Linked DNA regions of Mus musculus: region 1 is linked to region 2. The links are chromatin loops, found by intact Hi-C in ENCODE. Cell type or tissue: heart. All regions are shown on one strand. Links, peaks and the distances in the headings refer to the core of each region. The heading gives the core; the rest is flanking DNA. Region 1 overlaps Wdr35 (WD repeat domain 35). Region 2 holds the start of Hs1bp3 (HCLS1 binding protein 3).

What was found. Hi-C counts contacts between places; a loop is a spot of excess contacts. Peaks named below come from ENCODE experiments on the same cell type or tissue, not always from the same donor. Only the 100,000 strongest peaks of a DNase experiment are listed, where the experiment ranks them.
Region 1: it touches region 2 in a loop (3-fold over the local background); 6 of 42 quality-filtered maps call a loop at or near these places.

Annotation. Positions count from the first base shown.
Region 1 is chr12:8,994,908-9,010,877 of GRCm38, forward strand. Wdr35 (WD repeat domain 35) reads left to right here. Exons shown (of 27, transcript NM_001159527.1): 11 at 1,162-1,222; 12 at 9,090-9,234; 13 at 10,856-10,925; 14 at 11,813-11,866; 15 at 13,095-13,204; 16 at 13,572-13,782. Among named protein-coding and RNA genes, the nearest start is that of Ttc32, 27 kb to the right of the region's middle. In heart, for the core only: CTCF peaks have their summits at 4,184 (motif pointing left), 7,301 and 7,514; no DNase peak of the experiment used is centred there.
Region 2 is chr12:8,305,584-8,321,553 of GRCm38, forward strand. It overlaps Hs1bp3 (HCLS1 binding protein 3), which reads left to right and starts at 7,850. Exons shown (of 7, transcript NM_021429.3): 1 at 7,850-7,914; 2 at 12,202-12,367; 3 at 15,936-15,970. The coding sequence starts at 7,883. In heart, for the core only: CTCF peaks have their summits at 7,751 (motif pointing right), 7,965 and 11,167 (motif pointing left); DNase peaks (open chromatin) are centred at 7,838 and 8,354; H3K4me3 peaks cover 1,241 bases; H3K27ac peaks cover 1,000 bases; H3K27me3 peaks cover 2,511 bases.

The sequences.
Region 1 (15,970 bases), core at 3,997-11,996, 690 kb after region 2:
GAAGGAAGCATTAGAGCGGTGGCTGTCAACCCACCGGTGGCTCTCAGCCTGTGGGTCAAGACCCCTTGGGGGTAGAACAACCCTCTCACAAGGGTCACATATCAGATACTTACATTACAATTCATAATAGTAGCAAAACTTTAGTTCTGAAGTAGCCATTAAAATAAATGTATGGTTGGGGTCACCACAGCATGAGGAACTGTGTTAAAGGGCTGAGAACCACTACATTATGGAGTAGGAAGCGAGGAGCTTGCCAGTTTTTTATTTTATTATTTTATTTTTTTAAAAGAAATCCTGTGCATTATTTGATTCTGGAAATTATAAACTGATGTGATTGTTAAGCAGAAAAGTTAAAAGCACCTTTTTGTGTTATGCTAAGGCAGCAGGTAAGCCTATTTTAAGTAGATGGAAAGAATTTAGTCTATTATCACTAAGTTTACTTTTATAAAGTTAAACAAGATTTAAGGCATTGATAGGAAAATATATAGCTAACACACAGAATTTATATTAAATTACTGAGCTTGTTAGGAAAACGTTTAAGTAAAACAGTATTGTCAGTACATGTCTCAATAACTAATAGTTAAGATGAAATTTCCAACTTAGAACAGTGTAGTGTAAAATGTATATTGTGTTTTTCTTAATATCACTCATGATTGTTTGGATATAAGCCATTGCTACTGAATTAATTGCGTTTTTCTGAATTTCTCATACCATTCATATATTGCTTCAAAGGAGGAGAATGAAATGGAGACATTTGGTGCAACGGTAACAAACTACTTTGGCTTCTGCGTGGCTGGGATAGATGGGGAGGTGTGTGTTAAGGTGCTATAGCATCTGGGCGTTTAGACGTGTAAATGATGGAAGTGGCTGGACCACTTGCCTTGTGCTCTCCTAAAACTCTAAAACTGTGGTGCTTGTTAGAGTGGGAAATCGGCGACCTTGCTATAGCTCATGGTTTGTAATAGTCAGTGCTGTAGATGATCTTTCCTCTCGTCTGCTTTTCTTTGTACCGAAGTTTTATCAGTCATTTCCAGGTTAGTGATACTTGAGAAAGATAAGCATGATATGTGAATTACACGTCCTTACTGTTCACAAGCAAGAACTCTGATATTCTTAGAAGAATTCTGATATTCCTTTTTTTTTTCTTTTATCTGTTTACAGTTTGTGCTTGTCCTTTGCAATTCTATTGGCACACCCTTGGACCCTAAATACATTGATCTTGGTAAGAAAATGTTAATATTTATTTCCTTTCTGATGGGGTTTTGTTCATAACAGTAACTATAAAAATCCCAAAAGGCTGGAGCTATATGACTTATTGGGTCGGAATGTTTGATATTAAAGCGAGAGGGCATGGGTTCAAATCCCCAACCACCCACACAAAGTCTGGGCCTGACCACACATGCCTGTAACCCCAGCATTGGGGGATTGAGATATGTAAATCTCAGGAACTCACTGGCCAGACTGCCTAGCTGAAACAGCTTAAGGTTCAGTGAAAGGCGGTGTCTCAAACAATAAGGTGGATAATGGTAGAAAGAAGTACCCAACATCTTTCTTTGGCCTCTGTGAGCACTCATGAGTGGACACACCTAAACATGAATGTGCATCCGGATCACATATTTTCCCACCTCTGATAAAGGTATTAATTAGAATGATATTTTCTAGATGAGAATGACCATGTTTCCTGGTTGCCACAGTAGTACCAGTCGATACCTGTTTTCATGATAGGTTATCAATGCTTCCTTTCGCTCTGAAAGCATCCTGGTTAAAACAGTAACCTGTAAGGGAGGCTATTGAGTCTAAAATCCACAACAATTTCATAATTGCCACATTGCCACCATTTGTCTACATAATTGTATAGGAATTGGCATGCAATGCAAGGTTAGTGTGTAATAAACAGGGTTGTAGAAAGAATTTTGCTCTTAAACCACTTTTATTATTAATAAACTGCTTGTAAATACTTCTCTCCCATAAAAACTCCTTAGCTGCATAGAAGGTAGGCTTGCTTTTTCCAGTGCTTTCTAATGAAACCAATCTATTAATAGAGAAAGTCTTAAAACACCCCCCACTTCTTTTTCTGAGGACGTTTGTGACTCTCGCTGCTCCCTTCCCTCTGCTCCACAGAGATAACAGTGGCTCTCTGGGGACTTTTAAGCCTTATTATAAGAAACTTATTTAAAACCATTAAAATATTTTCTGCCATTGCAGCTTCCAGAATTAATGTCTCTCTTATAAAATGTACTGCCATATATTAGAAATGGTGACAAACATAATTCAGTCAAAACAGTTGAGAACCCACTGTATTATTTTCTGACTCCGATAAACTACTCATTTACTTTCAGATTCGATATTGAATCTTAAAATCATGTTACTGGGAATGGAGAGAGAGTTAAATGGCTAAGAGCATTTGTTGCTCTTGGAGAGGACCCTGGTTCAATTCTCAGCACTCACATGGTGGCTCACAATGGGCTCCAGTTGTAGGGATTCAGCAGCCTCTTCTGACTTTCCTGGATCCCAGGCATGCGTGTGCTCTGCATATAGAGATACAAGCATAGCATTCATACACGTAAAATAAGATTGATCCTAAAAACAAAGTGGTATGTCTCTTAAATGCATTTTGCTGAGGTCTGGTTAAAACAAATGGTTGTTAAAGATGTAATGGCCTCATGTTTAGGTTTTAGTAACTCATTGTGATATAATGATATATTTAACCTCTTGTCTAATGCATTGTTGCATAAGTATGTTTATATACACATGTGCATATTTATATGTATAATATACACATGCATATATATACATATGCTAAATTCCCTGTTAGTAAAATGCATAGCTTATAATTATTACAGATGTGTCATGTGAGTATATTTGTTATTTCTAGAAGTATTACATCCTTTATTTTGTGTGTGTGCTCAATAGCAAGAGTCCTTACCTACTGAGCCATTTCCCTGAATCAAAGTATTATGTCTTTAAGGTGTGAATTTTGCCAATCTTTACATTGTTGTTTTTTTCTCTCAACACCAAAAGTCTTAATGTAGAGTCATTTGCTATATCCTGGGGTTAAACTCAAAGTAATTTTTATGCCAGGTAGACCATTTTTTTAAAACAAAATTAAACATAAATCCTTCCTCTTCGTTAAATGATAAATACTTGTATTTTTGAGTCTTAAACTTTTTGACGTTTAGTTTCCTTGGATGAAATTTTAACCAACAGTTCATCCATTGGCCCACAGCAAACAGATACGAAGACTCAACATTGTGTTTCATATATATCCCAGACAGTTCTCTTTTAAGATCCCCATGAAGTTTTCATGGAGTCGGGAAACTAACAAAAGCACCAGTTGTAGGAGAGATGCTAATCTGGAATGTCTGATTTGGGCTTTTGCTCTTTATCTTTCTGCTTGACAGTTTCTGTAAAAACCTACAGAAACTTTACATTATACAGAGTACGGATTCTGTACTCAGCAGGAGGCATTCTGTGGCCTCTTTAGGTGCTCTTCTGTGGAGCCAGGACATCACATCCCTTTATGACAGTTGTGAGCCACAGTGTGGTTGGCTGGGAACTGAACTAAGGAAGTGCAGCCCAGGTGCTTCACCGCTGAGTGACCTCACCAACCCCATAATCGATTTAGTATACTTCCTCCTAAGTCCTTCTCACCCTGCCTGTGACTACTACTTTCCTGACTGTGATTGTCTAACTTCTTAAAGATCTATGTCTAGCTGACTTTCATGTCCCCCATCCCCAACAGTGTGCTTGGCCCCGACAAATGTTTCTTGAGTGCATAGACAGTGTTTATGTCATGTCATCTAAATTGAAAGTGATTCTTTAGCAAATCAAAAATATATAATTTCAGACACTATAACAGTCCTTAGGGAAAATAAAGAGATTATGATATTCCTCATGGGATGTATAAATAAATCAAGTTTAGTTAATCAGTTGAGCAACACTTTACTGCTTCTGTGCTGAGTGCCATGTGCCCCAGGTATCATGCTGGTGACTGGGATAAATGGATGTGCGTGTATAAGTATGTCTTATAAGAAATAACTATACAGGGCTGGGGGCTGGAGAGATGACTTAGTGGTTAAGAGCACTGACTGCTTTTCCAGAGGTCCTGAGTTCAATTCCCAGCAACCACATGGTGGCTCACAACCATCTGAAATGGGATCCGATGCCCTCTTCTGGTGGGTCTGAAGACAGCAACAGTGTACTCATATACATAAAATAAATAAATCTTAAAAAAGAAAAAGAAATAAGTAGGCAGTTAAAAAGAAATGTGCCAGGCAGTGGTGGCCCACACCTTTGATTCCAGCACTCAGAAGGCAGAGGCAGGTGGAACTCTCTGAGTTTGAGTCCAGGTTGGTCTACAGATGAGTTCCAGGACAGCTAGGAATACATAGCTGTCTCAAAAATTGAGAACAAAGGAAATCCCTCTAAGTATGTCCTTAGGTGGCATGTAAGGAGAGGATAGCACTGAGAGAGGGAACAAGGCACAGAGTACCCGAGAGTACCAGCCTGCCTGTGCAGCAGTCATTTTGGTGGGTTTCTAGTGATGGTTTCCATGTATTTCTGAGAAGGCTAATTTGATGACAGCATTCCAGTTTTCCAGCTCTTTAAAGTGCTAAGAAATGAATAAGTGGCAAAGCAGGGAAACCATTATGGATGCAGGAATTTATTCAGCCCTCAGCATTAAAATATTACAAGCAGGTTTTTCCTAAATGTGAATTCCTAAATTGTTTTAAATGATTTTACATCTGGGCTTGGCTGTTAACGACTGCCTATTAGTGCTAAGGCTCATTTGAGGGAGGCATTGTTTCTTACATTCTCTCCGCACTAATCTTTCTGCCTAGTTTGAAACTTGTTGCATGTGTATGTTGTATGTGTGTTTGTGCATATGCATGTTCACATGTGTCGGCACACACGTGTGTATGTACGTTGAGGTCTGAAGTTGAAGTTGGAGGTCTTCCTCAATCTCATTCTACTTTAATTTATTGAGGCTGAGCCTCTTGCTAAACTTGGAGTTCTATCTCCTAAAATGTTCCTTTGGGGCTGGAGAGATGGCTTAGCAGTTAAGAACATGGGATGCTCTTCTAGAGAACTTGGGTCTAATTCAGTTCCAGGGGATCAGATGTCCTTTTTTGGCCTCAAGGTGCACCAGGTATGTACGTGGTGCACAGTCATACATGCAGGCAAAATACCCATATACATAAAAAGAAATAAATCTTTAACAAAGTTTACCTTCATTTTCAATATGCTACTTTAATTAATATTTTGATCATGTTTAACCTCCCACCTTGCCCCAATGACTTCTACTTCTCACTTCCAACTTTATCCTTCTGTTTTGTTTTAATAACCTACTGAGTTCAACTTGTACTGTCCATATACTCTTGGGTGTGAAGGTGTCCACTGTAGAGTAGCTCACCTACCATACTAAGATACCTGACTCTCCTTCCTACAGAAGCCATCGACCATCAATCATTCCTTAGGAATGCAGAGTCCTGGGCCCCGCCCCCTCCCACACTACAGTGTTGATTGGCTTGGTCTTGAGCAGGTCTTAGGCAAGCACAGCTGCTGTGAGGCCATGCCTGCAGCGGGCCTGCCATGTCCAGAGGACACTGTTTTACTTTGGTCCTTTTCTGACCTCTTCTCTGATGGTCCCTGAGCTTTGGGGCGGGACTATATGGAGATCACATCTAAGGCTGGTGTGTGGGATTGAATTGATGATCTCTTGTGGCTGAGGACTCCATGAACACTTATTCTCTGTATTTTGATTAGTTGCGAATTTCTGTTCACTGCACAGAGAAACCAACGATGGAGCGCTGTCATAGTTTATGAGTATGAAGAGAAGTGCTCTATGGGTATGAATTCAGAGGACAATTTGTTGTTATGTCCATTTAGTAGCATAATAACATTAGGTCTATCCCTAGGTTTGCAGACTTCCTAACCAGATTTTTAGTACCAGTGCTCCTCTGTGGATCAAGCAGCAGTTTGTTAGCCTGCTACCATCTGTGTCGCTGTTACATCATGGGTACATGCCAATCATTAGTGTAGCTCACGGGTTCACAGCTGGGTGAGGCTGTCCATGCCTCTCCCTCAGCAGCAACTACAAGGTACAGCAGCACCTTCTAGTCCTGTGAAAGCTTGTAGGAGCAAAGAGGCTTCCTGGTCATTACCAATGGGCTTCTTCATGTCCTGTGCTCAAACTGTGTATTACCTTTACCAATAGAGCCCTCCTATCAAACTGTGATTGGCGACCTCATCTTCATTTACTTATACATTTAGTTGGACTTTAATTCATCTTTTAATGAAAGTCTATCAGAATTTATACGATGGCATTATGTTCCCATTTGAATTTATCGAGAGTGCTAGTACATTAATTGAAAGTATTTTCTGATATATATTTATATTTATTCTGAGTATTTTACATTATAAAAATTCATATAGAAAATGAAAATAAAAACAGTGATACCTACCATGCCTAATGGGTCCTGATGTTTATTGAGGGCCATTCTACTTCAGCGATTCTGAGCACAGATTCAAGAGCCGTAGAGGACCTGAGTTTAAGTCCCACTTGCCCACTGTCTAGCTGTATAACATAGATAAGTTATAATTGCTTCATAACCAGGTAGTTTTTTTTAAACTGATAACTAATGATAGCACTGTCCGCCTTATACAGTGGCTGTGAGTTAATGCATATAATGTGTTTACAAGAGTGCTTGCATGTATTTAAAATTATTAAGCATTTAAAATTACTAAGCATGTACCGTGTTATCCTTTATTTTCTCTTTTAATCCTTAAAACAGTTCTATAGAGCTGATATTGTTATTTTCAATTGGCAGGTAAACTGAGGTTCAGAGAGAGAAACATAATTGTTAACATCATAATTATGAAGTGTTTGCAATTTGAATCCAAGAAGCCCGACTTGTCTTTTGAACCAGTAACATTTTAATTTTGAATTAATCAGGATAGCAATAAATTCTCATATTCATGAAGTATTAAGAATAAAGAACATGGGGGAGTGGAAAGTGTGATCAGAATAAATTGTATGGAAAAAAAAGAATAAAAGGACATGAATGTAACTCATAATTGTAATTAAACACTGGTTGAGAAATATGCTTTGGAAATGTCATATTTTACCAGGAAGCAGTAAAGGTTGGTGAACCTCAAACCAATTAGAGTGCAATTACCAGAATTGAAATATTCATGGTGAATTTACTAAATATTTATTAGATTTAGTAAAGTCAGTGAGAAGACAACCTGGCTGGCTTTAGCACCCTCTGGAGGTTTGGCTGCCATTTCACCAGGCTTTGATTTTGTGCAAGGCAATGAAAGCTTCGTGCTCCCTCTAGAGGTCACTAATAGTATATGATTTGCTTTGAACAGAAAAACTTTGAAAGCCTGAAATTAAAAAAAAAAAAAAAAAAAAAAAAAAATCCGACACAACTTTATTGAGTTTGAGTTCCTGAGTTGTCAATCTACTCAGTTAATAGTACGCTGCCAGGGGGAGCGTCTACTGTTCAGTTTCTAAGTGTCCTGCTGCCAAAACATGCCCCTGGCTAGTTGTGTGACAAACGTCCAACACTGGCCTCATTGCTTTGCAGTATAAGCAGAAACAGTTCACAGTGTTTGATTATTCATGAGCTCAGAAAAGAGAGTAATGCCCCTTACAGAGAGCTGCTTTGCTTTCATATATTTTGTTTGCATATTTAACTTTATCTTAGTATTATTCTATGAGTTTAGGTGATTATTTTACTGTTTAGTCTCCCATCTTTTAATCCACTGTTGGAGTTGCTGAGGCGCTTTGCTTCACAAAAGCATACCCAAGAGGTGGTCAGTGACATGTCTGCCTAGCAGCATGACACTTGGGCTGTGTCTTCTCGTTTGCTAAGTGAAGTGGAAATGCAGTACAAATGAGAGCAAGAACAAAAAGATAAATGTTTAGATCTGGCTGTAATTGGTACTGAGGAGGGGAGAAAGAGATTGGGTTCAACAGCTGGTGGATATCTGAGTTGTTTCCACATGTTGGGTCTATGTGGAACACTGTTTTGAGCACCTGACTGTAAATTTGTGTGTGTGTGTTTGCTTCTCTTAGACATACACCGTGGAGCAGAATTGCTAGGTAATGTGTAACTCTGTAGTCAACATTTTGAGAAACTTTGGAAGGTTCTTTTAGAGTATTTTACATTTTCATTTTTTTCTCTATGCCCTGATCAATTCTTGCCTTACTTTTTAAAATTCTAGCTATGCTAGTGAGGATCATGTGACATGCCAGGTAGCTTCCATGTTCAGTGAGGATCATGTGACACGCCAGTTGTAGCTTCCATGTTCAGTGAGGATCATGTGACACACCAGGTTTTGGTGGCTAATGATGCTGGTTATGTTTTCATGAGTATTTGTGTGTCTTATTGGAGAAGTGTTCACTTAGATTCTTTGCCTTCTTAAAAGTTTTTCTTTTGTTAAATATTTTTTTGGACAGTCTTATATGTATGTTTATAACCATTAATTCCTTATAAGATTCAATTTCTTTATTTTTGTTACATCATTTTTGGTGTCATGCCTAAGGCATCAACTGTTGCCTAACCCTGACTCACAAAGATTTACTTCTGGGGCTGGAGAGATGGCTCCGTGGTTAAGAGTGTTGGCTGCTCTTTCAGAGGACCTGGGTTCAATTCCCAGCAATTATGTGGTTCTAACTCGAGAGGATCTAACACCTTCACATAGACACATATGCAGGAAAAACACTCATGCACATAAAGTAATAGACTACTTAAAAGGCTGCTCCTCTTTCTTTCCGTGACACTGAGGATTGAGTGACTTCTCCCACGCGGAGCAAATGCGCTTCCACTGACCCCTATACTCGTAAGGACTCTTTAAAAAGGCCTGGGGTTTTAGCTCTTGATCCTTGTACATCGCAGATCCATTTTACTTAATATTTTTTGTGTGATCCTAGTAACTTTAGATTCTTGCCTGATTTGAGAGACTGTCTGTGCATATTTCAAGACTGGGTTTATTATTTCTAAAATGAGGAGTTGGGCTCAGTGGTGTGAAGTTGTTTCTGTGTAACTATAGCTTAGCTGTCTTTCTGTTCCTTTTAATAGTACCATTATTTGTTGCAATGACCAAAACCCATGTGATAGCAGCTTCAAAAGAAGCATTTTATACCTGGCAATATCGTGTGGCAAAGAAGCTCACAGCACTGGAAATTAATCAGATCACACGGTCTCGAAAAGAAGGAAGAGAAAGGTATGTTTTTTGATATATATTTAATAAGCAACTATACCGTATTGGATCCAGACATAGTTAATTATCTATTGCCATTCTTGAGAAATATACATTGCCTTGATTAATAGAAGTCCTTTTTTTTTTTTTTTTTTTTTTTTTTTTTTTTGGTTTTCTGAGACAGGGTTTCAGGGTTTCTCTGTATAGCCCTGGCTGTCCTGGAACTCACTCTGTAGACCAGGCTGGCCTCGAACTCAGAAATCCGCCTGCCTCTGCCTCCTGAGTGCTGGGATTAAAGGCGTGTGCCACCACAACAGGCTCATAATAGAAGTACTTTTGTTTAATTTGAATATCTTTTAAAAGGATCTATTTAAATTTATCAAAGTAAAAGAAAGTTGGCATGGTGTAAACAAAACAGATTTTTTTTTTGATATTGATAAAGACTGGAAATCTGTGAGGATTTATTTGGTTAGGAAATAGCTGTGTGACCTACTCCACATAGTAGTGGTACACTGAAATTACTGTCATTCAGTTAAAAAATGAGTATCTTACTGAAGCCTCATTCCCATAGGTTAGTTGTATCGGGGTCTTTCTAGGAGGTGACCCTAGCATCAATCAGAAGTAGATGCTTGTCCTTACACACAGGCATAGAGATGCTTGCCCTTACACACAGGCATGGAGATGCTTGCCCTTACACACAGGCATAGAGATGCTTGCCCTTACACACAGGCATGGAGATGCTTGTCCTTACACACAGGCATGGAGGTGCTTGCCCTTACACACAGGCATGGAGATGCTTGCCCTTACACACAGGCATGGAGATGCTTGCCCTTACACACAGGCATGGAGATGCTTGCCCTTACACACAGGCATAGAGATGCTTGCCCTTACACACAGGCATGGAGATGCTTGCCCTTACACACAGGCATGGAGATGCTTGCCCTTACACACAGGCATGGAGATGCTTGTCCTTACACACAGGCATGGAGGAGGGCTTTAGGGAGAGGTGAACTGGGCATGTGGCTTCTTTCCAAAGACTTGGATTCCAGGAGTCTACATTGGAGTGGTTCTGGTAAGTGGGCATAAAGAGGACTCTGCCATTCAGACACATGAGGACAAAGGGACTCCTGAAGTAAGCTTCAACATGAAGATGTGTAAATGTGTTTGGTAAACAACAGGAAGTTCTGTATGAAGTTATTACTTCACAATCCTGAAGTTGTAGTGGACAGGAGGATAAGGCTGGAGGATTCTGAGTTTGAGACATACCAAGGCTACTTAGAGAGAGACTATAAGCAAGCAAGCAAGCAAACAAGCAAGCAAATAAATTAATAAACGGACAGTTACTCTTGATCAGCAGTCAGGCAAAAATCTCACAGCTTAATGGATTTTATTGGGACTGCATAGCTTGGTTGTTCACAGTGGGGATGGCTTTGTTGAACAGATGACTTATATAGCTCTAAATCTTCGCTGGGTAGTTTCTCCTTTTGTGAGATTCAGCCATATCAAGAACTCTTTAAAAAAAAAAAATCAGGGTTTTCCTGTTAGATAAGAATGTTCACTGTAGTCGTTCAGTCCTTAGTTGTAGAGATCATGAAGCAATATAACCCTCCCTTTCTTCACGCTTGTGGTTTGCTCTTTCTAACAGAATTTATCACGTTGATGATGTCCCTTCCGGATCTGTGGATGGGGTGTTTGATTACAGTAAAGCCATTCAAGTAGGTGGTTTGATTTTCGTCAGCGTTACTGTCTGAAGATAAGGAAACGTAATTTTATTAGGGACTCGATCAAGAATGTGGGTCTAGTAAATAGGGCACCACTTTACAATTCCTTAAACACTGTCACATCTGCTTTTTACATGGTGGCTCGGGACCCAACTCAGGGCCTCCGGCTTGGGCAGCAGGCACTTACCTTCTCAGCAGTCTTTGCAGTCCCAAGTTTAAAATGTTCTAAGTTTATGGCTTTGTGACTTTCGGGCTGCATTTACAGCTCTCTTGGGCCACAGCTGTCTGTGAGCTGTGCTGACGGAAATGTTAATAATTTTACCACGTAAGGAACTTTCTCCATGCTCTTCCCTCTCTCATGCTCCTCAGCTGAGAGATCAGTCTGCCCCTGTAGTTCTCCAGAGAGAACAGTGACTTCTGGCTGACTGGTTTGTTAGATATAAGGAACTATGGTGCCTGGCTTTTCTTGCTAAGCACGATGCTCGTCATTAGATCCTGGTGGTTGCAGGACTCTCCTATTTACCCTTCTGGTGTCACGTGCTTACCCCTGAGCACAGCTCTAATAGCTAAGCTTAGGTGTTTCCCCATCTACTTCTCCCTATGTGTTTCTATAATCCACTTGTATCTCTTTTAATAGAGTATTTATAGTTAGATGTTTAATTTATAGTCTTTGGAAGATGCTTTTAAGTAATCTCTTGGAGATCAAGATTTCATTGAAGTAGCATTAGTATTTACTTTAGTGATTGACACATAGTAGGTGCTTAGTAAATAAAATTGTTATATTGGCAAATGTATTACTATATGTTTTAATAATTGCATATGAGTTTTGGATGTCCTTTGTTATTCAATAAATATTACATAAAATGATCGGTTAATTTTAGGGTACAAGGGATCCAATTTGTGCCATTACTGCATCTGATAAGACATTGATTGTGGTAAGTTGAAATAAATTCATTTTATGAATAGTAATTGTTTAAGTTACAGAGCAAGGGTAAATCAAGCATTTTGGATTTAGACTATCATCTTGTGGATGTCCTGTGTTTCTCTAAATCTGAAGAAATGAGGACGTTCTGAAGCTTGTGCACATATTATTAATCATCTGCAAAAATAGTAACGACTTATAAAACCAGCAGGGCGATGGTCAGCCGAGAAGAGACACAGTCATAAAAGTTAGAATGAACCGGTGTATTTTCCAGCCAGTGAAGTTGAGGAGTCCTGGCAATATTTTGCTAACATTTAAAAACAGAAGCAGTGGTATCCTGTTTTTTTTTTGAGCTCTGACGTTTGAAAACATGAACTTCAAAAGTCGCTGATTGAGCAGTGTGTTTGCGTTGCACCAGCAGAGGCTGCCCTGTTCCCTGCTGAGTTCTCTAGCAGTCAGCTCAGTTTGTGGGGAAAGGCTCTTAAGGAGCCTGTATCCTATGGCTTTCCTGCTTTCCTGATAGGCTGTGCTTGAGCATCACACTGAGGGATCCTTGCTCTCTGGCTAAAAAGGGCAGGAAAAGAGGAACTATATAGCCCTCCCTCTCTTGCCCATTGCCCCACATGGCTCAAGTGCAGAAGAGTTTGAAAGCTCGTCATAGCCCCTGCTTCTCTGCTGCATCTGCTGCTGATCGTACATTGTCATGCCTGTCCAGGAAATGTATAAACACCCTGTGTCAGTTTTTAGATAATACTCAAGGTATTGCTGCTTCTAGGTGATTTTTCTTCTTGCTGGAAGCTGATGCTCTAGGTTAAAGTTGTGGGATGGAGGGCTAGGCTCCAGGAATGGCTGATTCATACCGTGACCTTCCATTTCGTATCTGTGGCATGTAATTGAGTAGGTACTTTGGTAGCCTTTAGGCTACTCTGAATATTAACCTAAATTATAAGCAGCCTTAGAGGTTTCTTTCTTGTCAGATAAGAACCAGTGTATTACAAAGACCTAGATCTTCGTCCTGACTTCCTTCTTGAATATTCTATGAGGAAAAATTAAACCACCTACAACTGCTGTTAAAAGACTCAAGTTGGGAGATAAACATAGACTTAGCAACAGCAGAACTGGGGGCACTTGCTAGGTCAGTATCACTCTGGTTTTAAGAACATGGGCATATAGAGAGACCTGTATACAGCTTGATGCTTTTATGGTAAATATGCTACAGTAACCAAAGGTCCTTTCCACAGGGGCGTGAATCTGGCGTCATTCAGAGGTACAGCTTTCCTAATGTTGCTCTGATTCAAAAGTATTCCCTGGATTGCCGTGCCTGCCAGTTATCTCTGAACTGCAACTCCAGGTAAGCTGGAGACTTCTCCTGGGCGTTAGGCTTACGTCGGGATGGTTGGATTTGTGCAGTAATGTGCTGAGGGGTGAACTTGTTGAAATGGAAACCCTGGCACGGTTTTTATTTTTACTCTTGAAACTTAACATTAACTACTTCATATCTTGATACTACCTGATTTGGGTCACATTTTTCTTATAAAGTAGCAAAACAAGGAATAGTTTCTATCTTCTGTTAAATTTGTTTAAAACGTTTTAAAGTAATTTCCCCCATATTCCAGGTTTCTCATGAAGGTGTCTTGAATAAGGGCTGTAGGCAGTTTGACTTCAAGACCACTGAAAGTATTTTATAATTTTTCCCTCCCCAATCCCATGACTTGTAGTCGTCTTGCTATCATCGACATCGCTGGAGTCTTGACTTTCTTTGACTTGGACACTCGGGTGACCGACAGTACAGGGCAGCAGGTCGTTGGCGAGTTGCTAAAACTGGAGCGCAAAGACGTCTGGGATATGAAGTGGGCCAAGGACAATCCTGATTTGTTTGCAATGATGGAGAAGACGAGAATGTATGTTTTCAGAAACTTGGATCCTGAGGTACAGACAAGGGATAAGTGTTAACAGTCTATAAATAATAAGCCAAATTCAAAACCCAATATCCCTCCCCTTTTCTTTGAGAAATGTAGTGGGATTGCTGCATACATTTGTGAAAATAAGTTTAAAATTTCTGTGGGGTTTAAAAATATTTGGTTCAAAGTGGGAGTAATACCTTTGCTCTCTCTAAAAGGTACTTCCTAGGTACTTACTTATTCTTTTAACAGATAGACTCATAGCTGGCCAGACAGTCACGTGCTTGTAATCTCAGGGTATGAGAGGCAGAGTGGGGAGAGGCCAGCCTGGGCCATCTAGGGCCTTCCAGGCCAACTTGGACCATGGTTCAGACCTGATCTGAAACCAAAACTGAGCCCACCAGCATGGAATCATGACACTCAATAAATAGTCCTGATTTCATTTTCTCTTATCAAAATTCAAAGAAACATAAAGAAAATCACCAGGTTTATTGCTGTCTGTTTGAAATAGCCTTGTCTCTTCATTCTCCTGTGCTTATGTGACTAGAATATGCTTGCCTCACCTCTCTTACACTCCAGGCCACTGACTAATCTGCACCCTTTCCGTACCCAGGTCCCCTCACACACATCGTGACTGCCTTTTCCTTCTGCCCATTTCATTTTCTCGTTAATTTTCAGCTCCATCAGCTGATGCTTTTGAAAGAGTTAATTTTTTATTAAAACATTTTAATAAAACGCTTTTAATAAAGAATTTAAGCATGAGAGTTAAGAGAGCAAGAGAGGTACTAAAGAGAGAGCGACAGGACATCCCAGAGAGCACGGCCCAGGCCTCTCTAGAGGGAACCACACCCGTTAGCTTTTCTGCTCTGGATTCTTCTGTCCCTCGATCTTCTCGGGACCAACACTTACCCATGTGTTTAGGCAGTAAAATTAAATTGATCTGTATCTTAATCAAAAAGATATTCTTAAAAGCAATTTTGGATTACTAATGATTTTCAGTGTGGAACTTTCTGTTTACTTCACTAGTGTAGATCATGAGAGATGAGCTAATGTCTCAGTTATCCATTTTGATTTGTTTGGTCTTGGGAAGGGATTGCATACTCAGGGCTTCGAGCTGTCAAAGGCTTTCTGCAGCCATTTGCTTAGTGGTGAGTTGTGGCTCTTCTGGAACACCGAGCTGTTTGTGTATTTCTTTCTCTTTGGAGCTCTGTTGGGTAATGAGGTCATGCATTAGAGGCTCTTAGAGGCTCTGTTAAGGCATTAAGGAGCCTCATGGTCTTTGTCATTCTGAAACCCTGAGAAATGGTTCAAAGAAAAGACACCCTGCTTTTGCATGGCTTCTCGCAAAGACCCAAGGGCATTTTGTCCTTTGCCACAAAACAATCATGGACATTTGACAGGTGTTCACATGATAACCTTGAAGGTGGAAGAATGCCTTCTGAATGCTAGAGTCCTTTTTCTATTCTTGGCCCCACTTCTTGTTAGCCATGGGTTATATGCCCAGAGAGTAGGTGCTTATTATGTTTGTACAGTGTGTGCAGAGTGTGGTCAATCTAGCACCACGTGAAACCTTTGTTTGGAAGAGACTAAAAGCAGTTCTAACAGACTAGCCTTTTTTTTTTTTTTTAAAATAATTATTTTCTTTGAGTTTGTTTGTTTGTTTGGTTTTTTTTTGGCTTGGAATATAACCCAATTTCTATTAAACTTAGAGCTAGATCAATTTTGAAAATAATCTCAGCATGGTCAAGAATTTATACATGTGCTGGTCTGTTCTCTGGCCTCTGTGCCCCCTGCTTGCTCAGCTGCTGTGCTGGGCCTTCCTCCAGCTGCTCAGAGACTGAGAGAGGACTCCTGGACACTGAGCTACACGATCATCCGCTCCTTCAGGACACGCTTTCCACATCAGCACTCAGGAGACCAGCTGTGCTCTGACAATTGGTAGCTGGATAGGTTTTTTTCCGTGAGAGGATAGTTGAGAGATCTCTGTTTCCCTGTTGTGAGGGAGGGAGGGAGGAGTTAGCTCTGTCATTCCACAGTTGCTTGTGTTATCAGTGATCCCTGGAGTTGGCAGATTCTTTTTCAATACCTCTTAAATCTCTTGTCTAATTTATGAGGTGAAAGTAAAATTTGATAATATAATCTCTCAATCTAGTTAACTAGGTTCGTCAAGCCTCAGTGTGTCACTGCATGCTGAGACTGCTTAGCTAAGTTGGGAC
Region 2 (15,970 bases), core at 3,934-11,933:
AGCACAGTCAGGAGGGGTGGGTTCCACATTTTTATCCCCAAGTGTTCTCCCTGGGGATAAATTCTCTGTGTGTTGTCCCTTCAGAAGCAGAGCCTCCTTAGTTTAGCCCAACTTTCCATTCCAGGGAGCTGGCTATGACCTGGGACGGTGCTTCTTAGAAATCTGGTCTTAAATCCTATCACAAGAGATATTGTGATGGCTTCTGTGTACTGGAACTGAAAGAAACCTGAGATGCCTGTAGCCAGCTCCAGCCACACCCAGATGTCTAGGTCTCCTGTGTGCTGAGACGGGAACAAGGGGTCCCTTAGAAGTGAACTGCTGTGCAGCCCACATGATCCATGAGAGGAAGCAGCAGACAGTGGTGACTTGCAGCCTATAATTTGGCATCACAGTCATCTCTGTGTCTGGCTAACCCTTCACTCTCCACTGAGGTCCAGAACATTGTGGTTCTGCTCTGCCGAGGGTACCAGTGAATGAAGTGAAGAGTGACATGAAGCTCTCTGTCCTTGCCACTGAAGGGGGCTCTGGGTTCCTGCAGCCTCACAAACCTAAAGTCAAGAGACCTGAACTCAAGTTTAACCTCTGGCTGCAAGCCCCTCACTCTTCCTGGCTTTGCCTCCTGCTCAATATAGTGAGACTGGGGACAAAGAGAGATGGAGGGACCAGGAGAATCTCCTCTGTCTGGAGAAACAGGGTACCAGTTTAGATCTCCCTGAGAGGAGATGGAGGGAGAGAAGAATAACCTGTAGAGACGTTCGCCTTTTCCTTCTCTTCTGATAACATGCGCTCCCCTACTCAGCCCCTAGGAAAGCTTCATGAGTCTCTTCCAGAAAGACCTGAATTCCAGAAGGTTCTAGCACAGCACAGCACCCAGGGTCAGGCTTCCTCGAGCTGCAGGAATTTCCCATGCTTAACCTATAAGTAGACTGCCCGGGTTGCCCCCAGCAACAGCTCTGGCATTCACACTGGGGTCCTCAAAAGCCCTGGCCCCAGGCCTCTGGGCGTGGCCTGCTCTGTGACCCAGACCACCCGGTGGGGGAGGGGAGGAAAGGAGGGATAAGATAGAAGGGTAGCTTCTTTCCCAGAGGCCTTCCTGGGGTACATTTCAGTGCCACCTAATCGGGACAAACTGCAGAAGACTTGTGGATAGTGCCACCTGCTGGCCACAGAATGTAACTGCACCTGACTGCTTAAGCCCAGGACTATTAAACTGAGATGACCATCCAGAGTTAAAACAAACAAACAAACAAACAAACAAACAAACATAACACTGCAGTATGGGGGAGGAACTTGCCTTCAAACCACCATTACTATGGACTTTTTGACCTTGACAGAGTTGACCTCTATCCACTATCCCAGCATTCACGGAGCAAAGAGATTTTGACTTTCTAGCCAGCCTGGGCTACATGATGAGACACCATCTCTTCAAACAAAGCCTAACACCTATTCCCATTTAAAGAGCCTCTGCCTCTTTAAATGGGAATAGGTGGGGCCTTGGAGGAGGTGTGGCCTTGTTGGAAGAGGTGTGGTCTGGTTGAAGGGGTGTGGTCTTGTTGGAAGAGGTGTGTCACTGGGGGTAGGTTTTGAGGTTTCAAAAGCCCATACCAGGCCCAGTGTCTGTCTGCCTGCCTGTCTGTCTGTCTCTCTCTCTCTCTGCCTGCTACCTGCAGATCAGGATGTAAACCTGTTCCATTGCTTTCTACTACAATGACAATGGACTAGAACTGTACATCTGTAAGCAAGACCTCAGTTAAACGCTTCCTTTCATAAGTTACTTTGGTCATGGTGTCTCTTCACAGCACTAGAGCAGTACTGAAGACAGTACCCAAAATTAGAAATCAACAAGGACTTTTAATCAGTGCTGCCACTGGGTGATAGTTTGGAGTGCCCATTCCTCCAACCGTGGTCAAAGAACTCAGGGTTCCTGTTCTAGATACACAAAGATGAAGCGGGTTGTGATGGTTTGTGCTTGCCAACTTAACACAAACCACAGTCATTTGGGAAACAGAACCTCTAGTGAGGAATTGCCTCCATAAACGTGGCTGGCTAGCATGTCTGATTGATATGGGAGGGCCCTGACTTCTGTGGGTATCACTACTCCTGGTGTCCCTGCATTGTATAAGAAAGCAAGCTGAGCAAATCACGGGAATTAAGTCAGTAAGCAGTGTTGCCTGCAGGTTCCTGCCTCGAGTTCCTGCCCAGGCTACCCTTGAAGATAGTTTGTAACCTGTAAAGGGGGGGGGGGTAACCCTCTCCTCCACAAGTTGCTTTCAGTCATGAAACATCATGACTAGTAACTATGTTACTAGAAGATACTATGTTACTAATAGATAATAGTAACATAACTAGAATCGTAGTAACAGAGAAGCTGCCTTGGGTCTCGGGACCATGTGACAAAGACCTCTGGGAAATCTGTCTGCAGAAGGTACCCTGATGCTGTCCCACAGAGAATGGTACACCTACAAAATTTGTTTCTTATGATACAAGCCCACATTAATTTCAGGTGAATCAAATGACTACAGAAAACATGAGCATATTATGGGACTCGGTGCACTGACAGAGCTTGTATAGGGAATTCTTTTCTTTTCTTTTTTTTTTTAATTTATATATTATATTTATATAAGTACACTGTAGCTGTTTTCAGACATACCAGAAGAGGGCATCAGATTCTATTACGGATGGTTGTGAGCCACCGTGTGGTTGCTGGGAATTGAACTCAGGACCCCTGGAAGAGCAATCAGTGATCTTAACCACTGAGCCATCTCTCCAGCCCAGGGAGTTATTTTCTAAGTACTCTTACATTGTCGAAACCACTAAGAGTCATATTCACAACTAGAATTTAGTTGTAAAATTTTAAGCCATAGCCAGGCAGTGGTGGTGCACACCTTTAATCTCAGCACTTGGGAGGCAGAGGCAGGCAGATTTCTGAGTTTGAGGACAGCCTGCTCTACAGAGTGAGTTCCGGGACAGTCAGGGCTACACAGAGAAACCCTGTCTCAAAAAAAAAAAAAAAAAAAAAAAAGTCTTGAACCATGCATATAAAATATTCTAAGTACAGAGATGATTTTAACTAAATGATCACACTCAACACTACCATCTCAGGGAACACTGATATCGTGGTTTCTCCTCACACCAATGATGGGCTCTTTCAACATAGTGTTCCCCAGGATGCTATACCCCAAACCCATGCTCCCCAACAATACAGTCCTGGGGGCTCTGCTGCATTGTTGGTGGTCGTGTCTGGCATTAAGTCAGAGGTGATTTTTGTTGCTTTTTAAAAACAACCTGTCTCCTCCTTCTCTCCCTTTCCCTCTTCCTCTTTCCCTTTCCCCCTCCCTCCCCTCCTTCCCTCCTCTCTCTTCTCTTCTCTTCTCTTCTCTTCTCTTCTCTTCTCTTCTCTTCTCTTCTCTTCTTCTTCTTCTTCTTCTTCTTCTTCTTCTTCTTCTTCTTCTTCTTCTTCTTCCTCCTCCTCCTCCTCCTCCTCCTCCTCCTCCTCCTCCTCCTCCTCCTCCTCCTTCTTCTTCTTCTCTCTCTCTCTCTCTCTCTCTCTCTCTCTCTCTCTCTCTCTCTCTCTCTCTCCTCTGTCAGGATCATGAATTCTTCTATAAAACATACACCGTCCAGCTCCTCTGCTTCAGAATCATGTTCCATCAGATCTCAGATTCTTACATCCTGAACACACATTGGCTCCAAACACATGTTTGTGTCTCATGCTCACAAGATGGCTGTCTTCATCTCCAACATTAAAGCTCTTTTCAGGTAGAAGAAGACATAAATTTTCTCCTGGTAATGCAACATACCCCTCTCCCCACCCCCCAGGACTTTTTTTAAGACTTATTTTTAGAGATGGGAATGGTGGTGCTCTCCTTTGCAGAGACAGGTAGGTCTCTATGAGTTCAAGGCCAGTCTAGTCTACAAAGCAAGTTCTAGGAAAGCCAGGGCTACACAGAAGGTGGAGGAGGAGGAGGAGGAGGAGGAGGAGGAGGAGGAGGAGGAGGAGAAAGAGAAGGAGAAGGAGAAGGAGAAGAAGAAGAAGAAGAAGAAGAAGAAGAAGAAGAAGAAGAAGAAGAAGAAACTTGTCTCAAAAAGCCAAAAAAACAAAACAAAACAAAACTTTATTTTTATTTGTGTTTGTGTAAATGTACTCTCTCTCTCTCTCTCTCTCTCTCTCTCTCTCTCTCTCTCTCTCTCTCTCTCTCTGTGTGTGTGTGTGTGTGTGTGTGTGTGTGTGTGTGTGTGCGCAGCGGGTGACTCCCGACCTCCAGCGCCTGTCGTGCATTTTGTTCTGCTCCATTGCTTTCACCACTCTGCGGCTGTGACTCTGTTAGACCCATTTCTTCACAGAGAAAGCTAGAGCAAGAACATTCACTTTTTCATTTCTTAGGTCTGGTACCAACTCCTCCTGGCAGTTCTTTGTACCCCCCTCCCTACCCCATGCTCTTACTCATATGCCCTTCATCTCCAGGGTGTCCTCATGTCCCCAGAGCCTGCGTTCTCATTGAAATCTCCAACTATCCTCAAGTGGTCAGTGAACACCGCTGGACAAAGCCGAGTCTCCTTCTGCAGCCCCAGGCCTGAGCTGTGCCTGTGAGCACTGGCTGGATGACCAACAAGATGGTGGGGCCGCCCACTTTATCACATGAGGATGAGCGGACTCCTTGAGCTAATGAGTTAATGGACAGAGATAGCGAGCAGCTCCTCAGACAGCCCACCCCACACGAAACAAAGGGGGTGCCAGCAGGCTAGGCCAGCATTTAGACATCCCCCTGCAGAGTCTGAGTGGCCTCAGCGCTGCAGTCTGACTCCCTCTGGGAGAAGCCGTGTGGAGTGGTCCTCCCAGGGTGAGCCGGGAGGGAGGACAACCCTGTGCAGCATGGTCTTTGTTACCACCGCCTTAGCCATGGCGTTGAGCAGGAAGCACACAATATCAGATTCAGATTCCACATTCCAGGTATTGCACACAATTATGCACTGGAGCCTGTGGGACCCATGGAAGCAGAAAATGGAATTGCTATCAAGGAAGCGGGTCACTTCCACAGGAATCCTGGGGTACTCTTGACAGGCACCAGGTGTGCTGAATTTCCTGTGGTGCACAGGACAAGCCCAAGTCACCGGGAAGCCCAGCTCATTAGCTCACAAGGTATTGGTGGCAGGCATGCTAGCAGTCTGGGGTTTCCTGGCAAGTCCCCATTATGGTTTCTGCTTTCCTAAACCCCCTCAAAATATCTCTTCAGGACTCTCATGCAGGATGTGTCACCTGGAAAGACTATCTCCTTTCCACCTAGGACCCCACACCCAAGTCTCACATCCCCAGGTCCTGAGCAGAGAGATTCAATGGCCTCTATATCCCAGGTCCTGAAACCTTTCTTGTCCAAAACAGACTGATCATTTTACCACCTCAGGCTCCTCCAGATGTCCAGCCACTCACACGAGCCAAACCATAGCAACATCTTTTTAAACTTTTACATTCGCACACTCACACACATCGAGGGGACAAGGCCTCGTATGCCCTCAGGCTGCCTCCGTCTCAGACTCTCTGGAGTGGAAGATGACCTTGAACTTCTGCAGCCCTCCTGAGTGCTGGGCTTCTGGCCATGGATTTTCATGGTACTGGCGTGAAACGCAGGCCCTCGTGTGTGGCCGGCAAGCACAGTGAGAGCGGAGCTGCCGCTCAGCCACACAGCAGCATCCCGACTCCTCTGCTCATGCTCATGAAAAGCCCCATCTCCTGCGGCTCTCACGCCCGCTCCCTATTCTGCACCTCAGCAGCCTTCGCCGTCTCCCCCATTCTGGGCTCCTGTGCATTTCCACACCACTGCACACGGCTCGGCTGTTCAGGAGGGTCCTCTGTGCACACTTTATTTCCTGTCTGGTGACCACTGTCAGTGCAAAGGCTAAGCTCAAACACACCGAGTACTTCATGCCCTGACTCCTGCTTTCCTCCGCTGCTAGACCCTACTGACTCCTTCCTTGTCGGGAACATTCCTAGTTTGCCAATTCTTATTTCTCTAGGAAACTGCTCCTTCGCACCGCCCTTTCTGACTCCATTTCGTTTTGCAATGGAAAAGAGAAGGAAGAAGAGGAGGAGGGAGGGAGAGGAGGAGGAGGAGGAGGAAGGGGATAGAAGGGAAGGGTGGAAAAAGGAGAGGGGGTTAGGATGGGACAGGAGGGGAGGCTCCATTAAATCTCTGTGTTAATGCCTATGAGGTGGCTCAGTGAGTAAAATAACATTCTATACAAGCCTGATCCCCTAAATTCTATCCGCACCTCAGAATCTGTGGTGCAAGGAGAGATCCAGCTCCCGAAAGTTGTCCTTGATCTCACAAGTGCAGAGTTAACTGCACACACACACACACATGCACACACACATAAACACACATGCACATATACACACACATGCACACACATACATGCACACACATGCACGCACACACACACAGGCACACACATGCACACACACATGCACACACACACATGCACACACACGCGCACACACATGCATACATACATACACACATGTGCACACACACACATGCACACATACACACACTCGTGCACACACACACATGCACACATACATACACACACACATGAACATACACACATACACGCACACACACGGGGTGGGGGGAGAGGGAGAGAGAGAGTAGTAAATGGTAGTAATAATTATAAGTTTAACATTTAAAACACCTATTATTGTCACCTTTTCTCTAGACAAATCCAAAACGCCGCCAACAGGGTGCATGAGTGTATATGTTTCAAGAGGCAAAGTTTGAAGTCATTTTCAAACTTTTAAAATTGACTGTGGGATTACATCACTGAAGCAGAGGATAATGGTTTGAGTGTGCTGAGATGCTACCTAGAGAGCATGGCATGGAGCCTGCAAGATGACTCAAGTTAAAATAATTTCTTGCAAACCTGACCTCCAGATTCCAATCCCTACAAGCCATGGAAATGTGGAAGGAGAGAATCAACTCCACAGAGCTGTCTTTCGACCTCTATACACTCTCCATGCACACACACACACTAAAACGGGAACATAATATGTCCCTTAGGTGCTTTTGGTGTGGCCCAGCATCTGCAGCTACTTATCACTGGAGAGAGCAAAGGACAGACAGCAGTTTGTACCTGTCACCTGGCCCTGGTTTCAGTCTCCTGAGCCACGGGCAGAAGACAGGAAACAGCAGGTATGGTCTCTCTCATTCTCCTGGGGTAGAGAGTTGAGCCCATTCCCAGGTGGTCCACTCAGTCAGAGACATACAGAGTAAAATGTCCAAGACCTCCTCCTCAATGCAAAGCAAGCCAGGCCAAGGCCAAGAGTACCTTTGAAGGGAGGGAGAGAGGGACAGAGAGGGAGAGAGAGGGAGAGAGAGACAGAGAGGGAGAGACAGAGTCAGAGACAGAAAGAAGAGATGGACAGGAAACCTTAGGAGAAGAGCCCGAAAGAGAGGGTTGTTTTCAATGACAGCCCACAAGCCTGAAGGGACAGAGTCCCAAAGGGGAAGACTCCTGTTGACTGAGTGATTGACTGCATAAGTGGAAATGACCCCAGGGAGAGAAAAGAGTGCTTTTGTAGCTAGCCTGGAGAGAAGCCTGAAAACTAGCGGCTGGATTCCTGTACCATTAGAGGTTAAGTCAGTACTAGGATTAAATGGCATGAGGTGCCAGGCTTAAGAGGTGGCTATGGGGGACCTAGGGAGGGATGAGCAGCAGGGATGACCTCTCTACTCCGAGGCCACAGACACTGCGATGTGCACATCCGCTGCCACCAGGGGGCGGGCAAGGGCTGAGGAGACGGCGCTGCGCCGGAGCGGGGCGGGGCGGGGACGCAGCGACGCCCAGGACGCCAGATCCCGTGACCGTCCGCCCGCCCGCAGCCGACATGCAGTCCCCGGCGGTGCTCCGCACCTCCAGGTGAGCCAGACCCCCAACATGCATGATCCAGACGTCCCAGCAGCTGACGGTTTATCCCGCTGCACCGCACACTATCCTGCTGGCGTGCTGGCGCGCCGTCTAGAGTCCCCGTTTTACAGACAAGGAAACTGAGGCCCCCTAAAGGATCCAAGCACTCACCCACGTCTCCAGAAAAGCCTGGGATTGGCGAGATAGCGCTGGCTGGGACAGGGCCCAGCTTCCTGTCCCTGCGTATGGGGGGAGGGGGGCATTTCTTCCGGTCCCCCAAACATTTCTGCGCTAGCTGTGTGAATAGCTCGATGCTAAGCACCAGGGACGAGGTGAATAAAACAAGGTGTCCCTGGAGGTGATACCCGCACCAAAATGACTGGTGCTGCGGGAGGGGGCGTGTTAAGTTCAGTTGGCAGGGCAGCACACTGCTGCTGTTGAACCCCAACTACGCAGAACTAAGACCCTGGCAGTTATTGCTGGAGAGAGCGCAGGAGCTTCCTCAAAGGGGTCAGAGCAGTGCGCATCCACCCAGGGCCATACTCACAGCTAGGGTGAGGCTTGGAAAGGCTTGTGGGCAGGGTGGATGTCCTACTCCTTCCTCGATTTTTAAGTAACTCTGAAATGATGAACTTTAAGGATAATCGTATACTCTGCCTTTATTCCCCGAATACAAACTCTAGCCAAGATGGGCAAACGGGTGCTTTACCCAACACAAGTTCATTTGTATTCCCAGCTCCCTGGTTAGAAAAGTATGGTTCCGGACGTAAGCCCTGATCTTGAAAGCTGCTTGCTCTCCTTGGTGTGGTGAGGCCGCAGGCCACATCCCCATTAAAAGAGATGTTCCTATGACCCTGTGAGTCGTTCCCTTTCACAGAGCCTCAGTTTCCCTTCCTGTAGAGAAAGGTTCCATCTAGAGAGATAGGAGGACAGGAGCAGTAAATGTCCCTGTGGGCCACCAGACTGTGACTGTGAGTTTGGTGCTGGTGCCTAGAAAGGGTAGTGGTGGCTTCCCTTGGTGCTAGCATGCCCCCGAGTGTTAGCAGGCATAGTGTGCTGCTGATGGTGAGGGTGGACGAGTCGTGCCCTGTCCACCATTCTGATAGTCACAGCAGACCCAAGGAGCTTGCCTTTGAGGAGCACAGCCACCTAAGTAAGCATTGAAGTGGCCCTGCACCCAAGATCAGCTGGAGTTTCCAGCCTCCTCCTGCGCGGCATCTCTGGGCTTCATGCAGTATCCATCCAGCAGGTGTTTTCTCGGGATCCCTTCGATGCTAGACACCGGTCCAGGTTCTAGGATACAGTAGTGAGGCTTTGGAGGGAATGGGTGGGCAGCGAGAAAACGTAAGCTATGTCGAGGGTAGTAAATGCTGAGAAGGAAGCTGAATGATGGGGAGGGAGGTCAGGTGACAGACATGAGTTTTATACGATGTGGTCAAGGGATATCTTTCGGAGAGATGGCAGGCGAACAAGCTCTTGAGAAGTCTCACAGTGGAAAGGACTATAGGAAGGAGAGCTTGCAGTGTGTGCTCAGCAGGAAAGACAGAAAATCCAAAGGCCGTGTGCTGATGTGGAGGGAGCGTGGAGAGAGTGAGGTGGCCTGCAATGGAGAAAGGCCATGAGGTTTCATTCTGAGTGCGGTGGGAAACATAGGCAGCCTGGCCATGGGAGCAAGGGGACAGAGAACCCGTGGCTGCTGCACCCATGTCCTTCAGGCACCGGCCGGAGTGGCTGCACGGAGGGGTGGGAGGAGGGGCTGCAGCCTGTTTAGGTTCTCTGTGTATTCTGAATGATGAACTTTGGGGTCTGCAGGATGGTAAGGTTGGCTGTCAGCTGAAGGGCTATACTGTCCTGAGCGCACTGCTTCCTGGGATAGGGAGCGGGTAGAACCGGGGAATCAGCATTTGTTCAGATGGGTTTGTTTTAAAGCATGATTGACGGTCAAATGGAGATTCTAGGTAAGTAAGAGGCGGGATGGTTTGGAGGGAAGAGTCTGGACCACGGGTAGGAATTGGGCCACCCTTGGCTCTGGATGCTATGGAAGGCCTTGAGTCTGGGTGAGGTCATTGGAGGGCAGTGTGAGCCAGATCAGGCTGAGCCTTGAGGATAAAGGATGCATAAGAGATCTGTAGCCCCATCACAACTGAGGCGCTTGGTGTAGGACACAGGTGGGTATACTGTGCCTGTGAGCATATCCTACCAACCGCTTGCTTTTGTGATTCCAGTTGTACAAGAACACACCCAGACCGGGCAGGTGTTGGCTGTAGCTGCTTTCCTTGTGTGTCTAAAGGCCAAGTTGAACAGTTGTAGCTGAAATAAGATAGCATGCAATGCTTGAGATATTGTGCTCTCAGGCTTCTGGTTGAGTGACCCAAGTGTATCTTTCTTGCGCGTTCCAGAGTGATGCTTATACTGTCTGGGGACCACTTCTTGCGAACTCTATGTCTGGATGAGGTTGTGTGCCTAAAAGTCAGGAGTCTAAGGGAAGGACGGGGAGCATAATTGTGCCAATCCAGGAGGGATAAGGAAATAGAATTGTGTCTAGGCACAGGAGCAAAGGAGCTGATGAACAGGGCGTTTTAAAGGAAGCTGAGCCCTAGGCATGAAGACAAGGGAGCCAAGCCGGAGATGGAGAGATTCCTGTACAGTACACTTAGATGGTAGAGCCGATACAGGGACTGTAAGGACAGGGATAGGGTATGAGTTCAGTTCCTGGTGTGGTTGTCTGTGGGAAACCTCCTTGGGAGGTTCCAAGTGGGGCTTGACAACCCTTTGCCATCTTCTACCACTCAGGGTGAACCATTCAGCCTGTGTTACCTGCCCAGCACCTCAGCTTCATTGCCCTGACAAGCCTAAAGAAAAAGGGCCTCATTTCCCTGTCACAGCTAGCAAGGCTGCCTGGGATTGCTCCCTGAAACTCTGACAGCAAAGATAAGCTACTTCCTGTTGAAGCCTTCGTTCCTATCAGATAGGTAGGACCACCTGCTGGGCCTGCCAGCTGCTTTCTCCGTACCTGAGCCTCTCTCCCATGCCCCTCTTGTCCTTGTGACAGTCTAGCACTTCAGACCCTGGATACTGAAAACTTCAGCCTCAGAGAACACTCTCATTTGCCCATTGGTTAAGAAGTGGCCTGGCTTGGGGCTCAGGGATTAAGAGCACTGGCTGTTCTTCCGGAGGACCCGAGTTCAACTCCCAGTACCCACAGGGCAGCTCACTGCTGTCTGTAACTCCAGTTCCTGAGTTCCAATGCCCTCTTCTGGTCTCTGAGGAGACTGCACTCATGCAGACAAAGCTCCTATACACATAAAATTAAATGTACAAGAGAAGTGGCCTGGTGTAATGTCTCTCATCTCACAGCATGAGTCTGCTGTGGATGCCTTGTGATGCTTCTCCAGATGCAGCCAGCTCAAGCCGGCAGAGGGATTCGTGCTTGGAATGCGAGTATTCCTGTGTGTACAAGGCTGTACAGTCACTGGACACACACACACACACACACACACACACACACATTGCATATTTCATGCTTTTAGCATGCTGTCCCAGTGTGACAGCCTTGTTCTCAGGCCTGTGTGTGTGTCTGTATGTATGTTGTGTTGCATTAAAAACACTCAATGGGAAAAGGGGGGTGGGGGGGGGGGACTGGAGAGATGGCTCAATGGTTAAGAACACTGACTGCTCTTCCAGAAGTCCTGAGTTCAATTCCCAGCAACCACATGGTGGCTCACAATCATCTGTAATGGGATCCGATGCCCTCTTCTGGTATGCATGAAGAGGTCGGCAGTGTACTCACACATAAAATAAGTTTTTAAAAAAACAAAAAACAAAAACCTCCACTCCATGGGCTCTGGTAGGTCCTCACTGCTCTCTGGGAGCAAAAGGATTGGCCAGCACATCCTTGCAGCCCAGAGAGAATTCTCTGACTGTACTCAGGCACGGATGTCTGTCCCCTAAGGGTATCCAGAGGAGGAAGCCACTGTTTCCCTGCAGCCTCGGATGTCATTCCAAGCTGCCACTGTTAAAGGCAGATGGGAGCATCTGGCCTATTGAACCTTGCTGCCTTCAGAACTGAGGAAGTACGTCTGTCCAGGTTCCCTAGAGGGCTTCAGTCCTGCTCTGTCTTCTCAGACTCAGGCTCCTCTCTTGGTCTACATACCCCTAACCCCTCAGAATGTAAGGACAGACTGACAAGGACACATAGCTGAATGACCCAGCACCTGGAGACTGGGCCCCACTGACCACCTCATTGGCGAAGGCTGCTAATTTGCACTTGATCCTGACCTGCCTTCCTTTGCTTTACAGACAAGTTCAGAATGCACACACAGGCCTCGACCTGTCTGTCCCACAGCACCAGGAGGTGCGGGGTAAGATGATGTCCGGCCATGTGGAGTACCAGATCCTAGTGGTGACCCGGTTGGCTGTGTTCAAGTCAGCCAAGCACCGGCCCGAAGATGTCGTCCAGTTCTTGGTGAGCAAGGGACCCTAGCCATGGTGCTCTGAGGGTGCCCAGGCAGGTATGTCTGTCCCCTCAGAGGAATGACACTTCTCTATACCACATGGGCCAAGGTCTGGAGTGCTAGACTGTGTGGGATGACAGGAACGCCAGAGTAGACCTGTGCCTAGAGTCCACAGCAAGGCAGACTTGCAAAGAGGCATAGAGGGTGACAGAGACACCTGGGAGCCTGGGAAGGTGTAGAAGGGACAACCTAATGCACCTTGAAGAGAAGATGCTGGCAACATCTTGGAAGAGGCGAAGGGAGGACAATGGTTTAAAGAGTATATGTATGGTAGCGCTGGGTGGTGGTGGTGCACACCTTTAATTACAGCACTCGGGAGTCAGAGGGAAGCGGAGCTCTTGAGTTCAGGGCTAGCCTGGTCTACAGAGTACCAGGAAAGCCAGGGCTACACAGAGAAACCCTGTCTCAAGAGAATAGATGATGTTAAGCAACAGGAGAGGTGGGAAGACTGTCCCAGAAACAGGACACGGGTTGGGATGGCATGGGAGGAGACAAGGGTAGATGACTTGCAGGATTCAGGTTGAACCTGGACGTGTCTTGCGGCCATGTAGTTTTAAGTGACAGTCCTACCTGCCTTTAACCAGAGCATCTAGTGACAGCAAAGCACTGGGGGCCATAAGACACTTGGTTCTGAGGACACCATAGTAAGCCTCCATGCTGGGAGCCAGCAGAAACAGCAGGCTAAGAGGCAAGGAGAGAAGGAGGTGCTTACAGTGTGCAGAAGGCCGAGATCAGCCACACCCGCCAGGAGCACGTTAGAGGCTGTGGTGAGCGTGCAGTGTTCACCCACTGGGCGGGCACGGGAAGCCCAGCATAGGAGTGGTACTTAGGTATCAGCTTTGAGGCCCTGTTAAGAGCTGGGAGTGGGTGAAGCTACCCAGAGAGCAGAGGTGGAGACGGGAGAAATGCTGAGATGATGTCCTGAAACACCAGCCAGGCCAATGACGACAGCTGGGGCGGCCATCAAGGCAGAAGGGAAGGCTGGCAGGCTGAAGGCAAGGAAGCTAAGGGAACAGAGAACTTCAACTAAAAGTCTAATGGGTTCATACATTTTTCTACCCTTTGGCCTCTTATGGAAGGGATCCAGACCTGGTGAGAATGAAAAACGGGCCTCAGGATCTTAGGCTACGGTAAAATGAACCAAAGTCCTTGAGTACCACAGGGGAGTGGCTGCAACGGTTTGGTTTGGCACCTCCAGGCGGCTCAGAGAAAAGAAAGTAAAGAATATAACAAGCCACTCCCCCAGTGCTGTTTTTCATCTGATTGCTCCTTAGACCAACTCTTGATTGAACCCAGGTGGACCGTGAGCCACGGTTCTGGGTCTGCTGCGTTCTAGTGTGGATCTTCTGTGAGGGGCCAGTTGCAGCTCCTGGTGGTCTGACGTGAGCTCAGGTATACCCAGTGATTCTGGGCTCTGAGGGAGAGAGGCAGCACCCTAGGAGCCCTTGGGGTCCAGCGCAGCCTGTTCTGACCCGCACAGAAGGCTGGGTGAATGAAAGGTCACCTGTCACACTGCCACACGCCACATTAGTGCTGCATGATCCTAAACAGTGATGCCCACGCCCTGTGGAAAGCATGTTGGGGCGTGTACAGAGTATGGGTGTGCACATACATTGCAGGGGCCTCACAGACCTGAGAGGGCAAGGGGAAACTCATTTGCTTTCACACACACACACACACACACACACACACACACACACACACACACACAGTGGTATCTAAGGGTGTAGGCCAGAGTTATGCTTCCAGGTCTGCAGTCCCCCTAGAATGGGATGAGTTAGCTAAAAGAATTAGTGAGCATTTTGTGTCTATGCCTTAGAAGGATATATACTTTTTAATAGAAGCAAGCATTTAAGTTGCTAGCCATGAAATGAAGCCAGCCCCCAGGCAGGAGCACTGTGCCTGAGGTCTGGCAGACACCCTGCGTATCTCATTACACAGATGTGTGTGTGCGCGTGTGTGTGTGTGTGTGTGCGCGCGCGCGTGTGTGTGTGTACGTACATACGTACCTATTAGAGGCAGCGTCGTGCTGGCCCAGTGCTCCGCACTTCCTGCCACGCAGAGCCATTGGGTCCTTCTGTGTCCCCACTTAGCTCCCTGTTGTCCTTGCCGTGTTTGCTGTTGGCTGCCTGATGTTCTGCCTAGCACACAAGTGGATGAGAGCCCTGGGTGGTGCCAGGAGCCAGGGCTTAAAGCTCCCACTCTGGCCCTCACAGGGCCCGGCTTGTGGGTCTTTGGCCTGAGCCTGCATGGAGCAGTTAGGCCAGCAGGGGGTGCTCATCCCTCACTGTGGCCAGGCTGCCGCTGCCTGATCCTCAGAACAACTCAGGAACTCCAGCCTGAGCAACCAGCTGGTGCACCAGGAATCCTCCTTACCCTTTCCCTGGGAGTTCTTCCCAGGAAAGTTCCAGAACCAGGCTCTTGTGTTCAACTATGGACAGCAGCTACCTTTCCCAGGGGACCCCCCCCCACTTGGAGGTTTCTGGGGTTCCACCCCCACTGCCACTATCCAAACATCTCCTGGGGTCTAAGACCTTAACACTGGGTGGTGTGTTGATTATTGAGATGTGGCTTTCTGAGCCCCCAAATGATGGGGACATCCAGAGTCTGGCCACACACTAGCATACACTCAAGGTGGTGCAGCCAGGCCTGGAGGAGTGGGCGGGGCATCCATGCCTTCATCCTTAACGTTGCCACATATTTCCTGGGGAGATGGGCCTGGCCTCCAGGGAACCACCAAGGAGTTCAGGACTGAGATAAATGGAGGGTGTTGGTGAAGGCTGTGGCATAAGGCAAGTGACTTTTGTCTGAGCTCATACAGATTGTACAGATCCCAGCAATGGCACTACCAAACCCGCGGGGATTGTACAGATCCAGGCAATGGCACTACCAAACCCGCGGGGCTATGGCTGCTCACCGCACAGGGTCCAGAGCCAGCTGGGGATTTCTGTGTCAACAAATGCATGCTCACGGAGCTGTGGGGAGGTAGAGGAGGCAGATTCGATCCATCGGAGCAGCTATCCTGGTATTTACAGTAAACCAAGTACCACCTTCAGAGATGCAAGGGACCCCTGGGACCACTTGGCGGCGGCAGCAGGAGCTGTGGCCTGCTTCACCCAGACCCCTATGCACCGTTGACTCCTGCTAACCTTACTCATCTCTGTCAGGAAAGGCCCCACCTGTCCTGTGCTGGGGTAAGGTCACACAGTGCTGTCACAAGATGGCCTGACACCGGCCAGGTGCCAAGCTCACTCTACTCAGGTTCAGAAAGCCCAGAATAGGCAGAGGCCAGGTTCAGGTCCCTGTGTCCTTTACCTGAGCCTGCAGGGGTACCTTAAATCACTCCATTGTTGTGTCCTTCCTTTGGGACTCTGAGATGTCCCTGGGGAAGAGATTGGGGCTGGGAGGGGTATAAAGGGCCAGCAGGCAGGCCTGCTCCAGGCACATATCTGGTCAGGGTGAGGAAACTTCTCAGCCTTAGTTCTTCTCTCAGGAAACCCCATGCTCCTCTCATTCCAGGTCTCTAAAAAATACAGCGAGATCGAGGAGTTTTA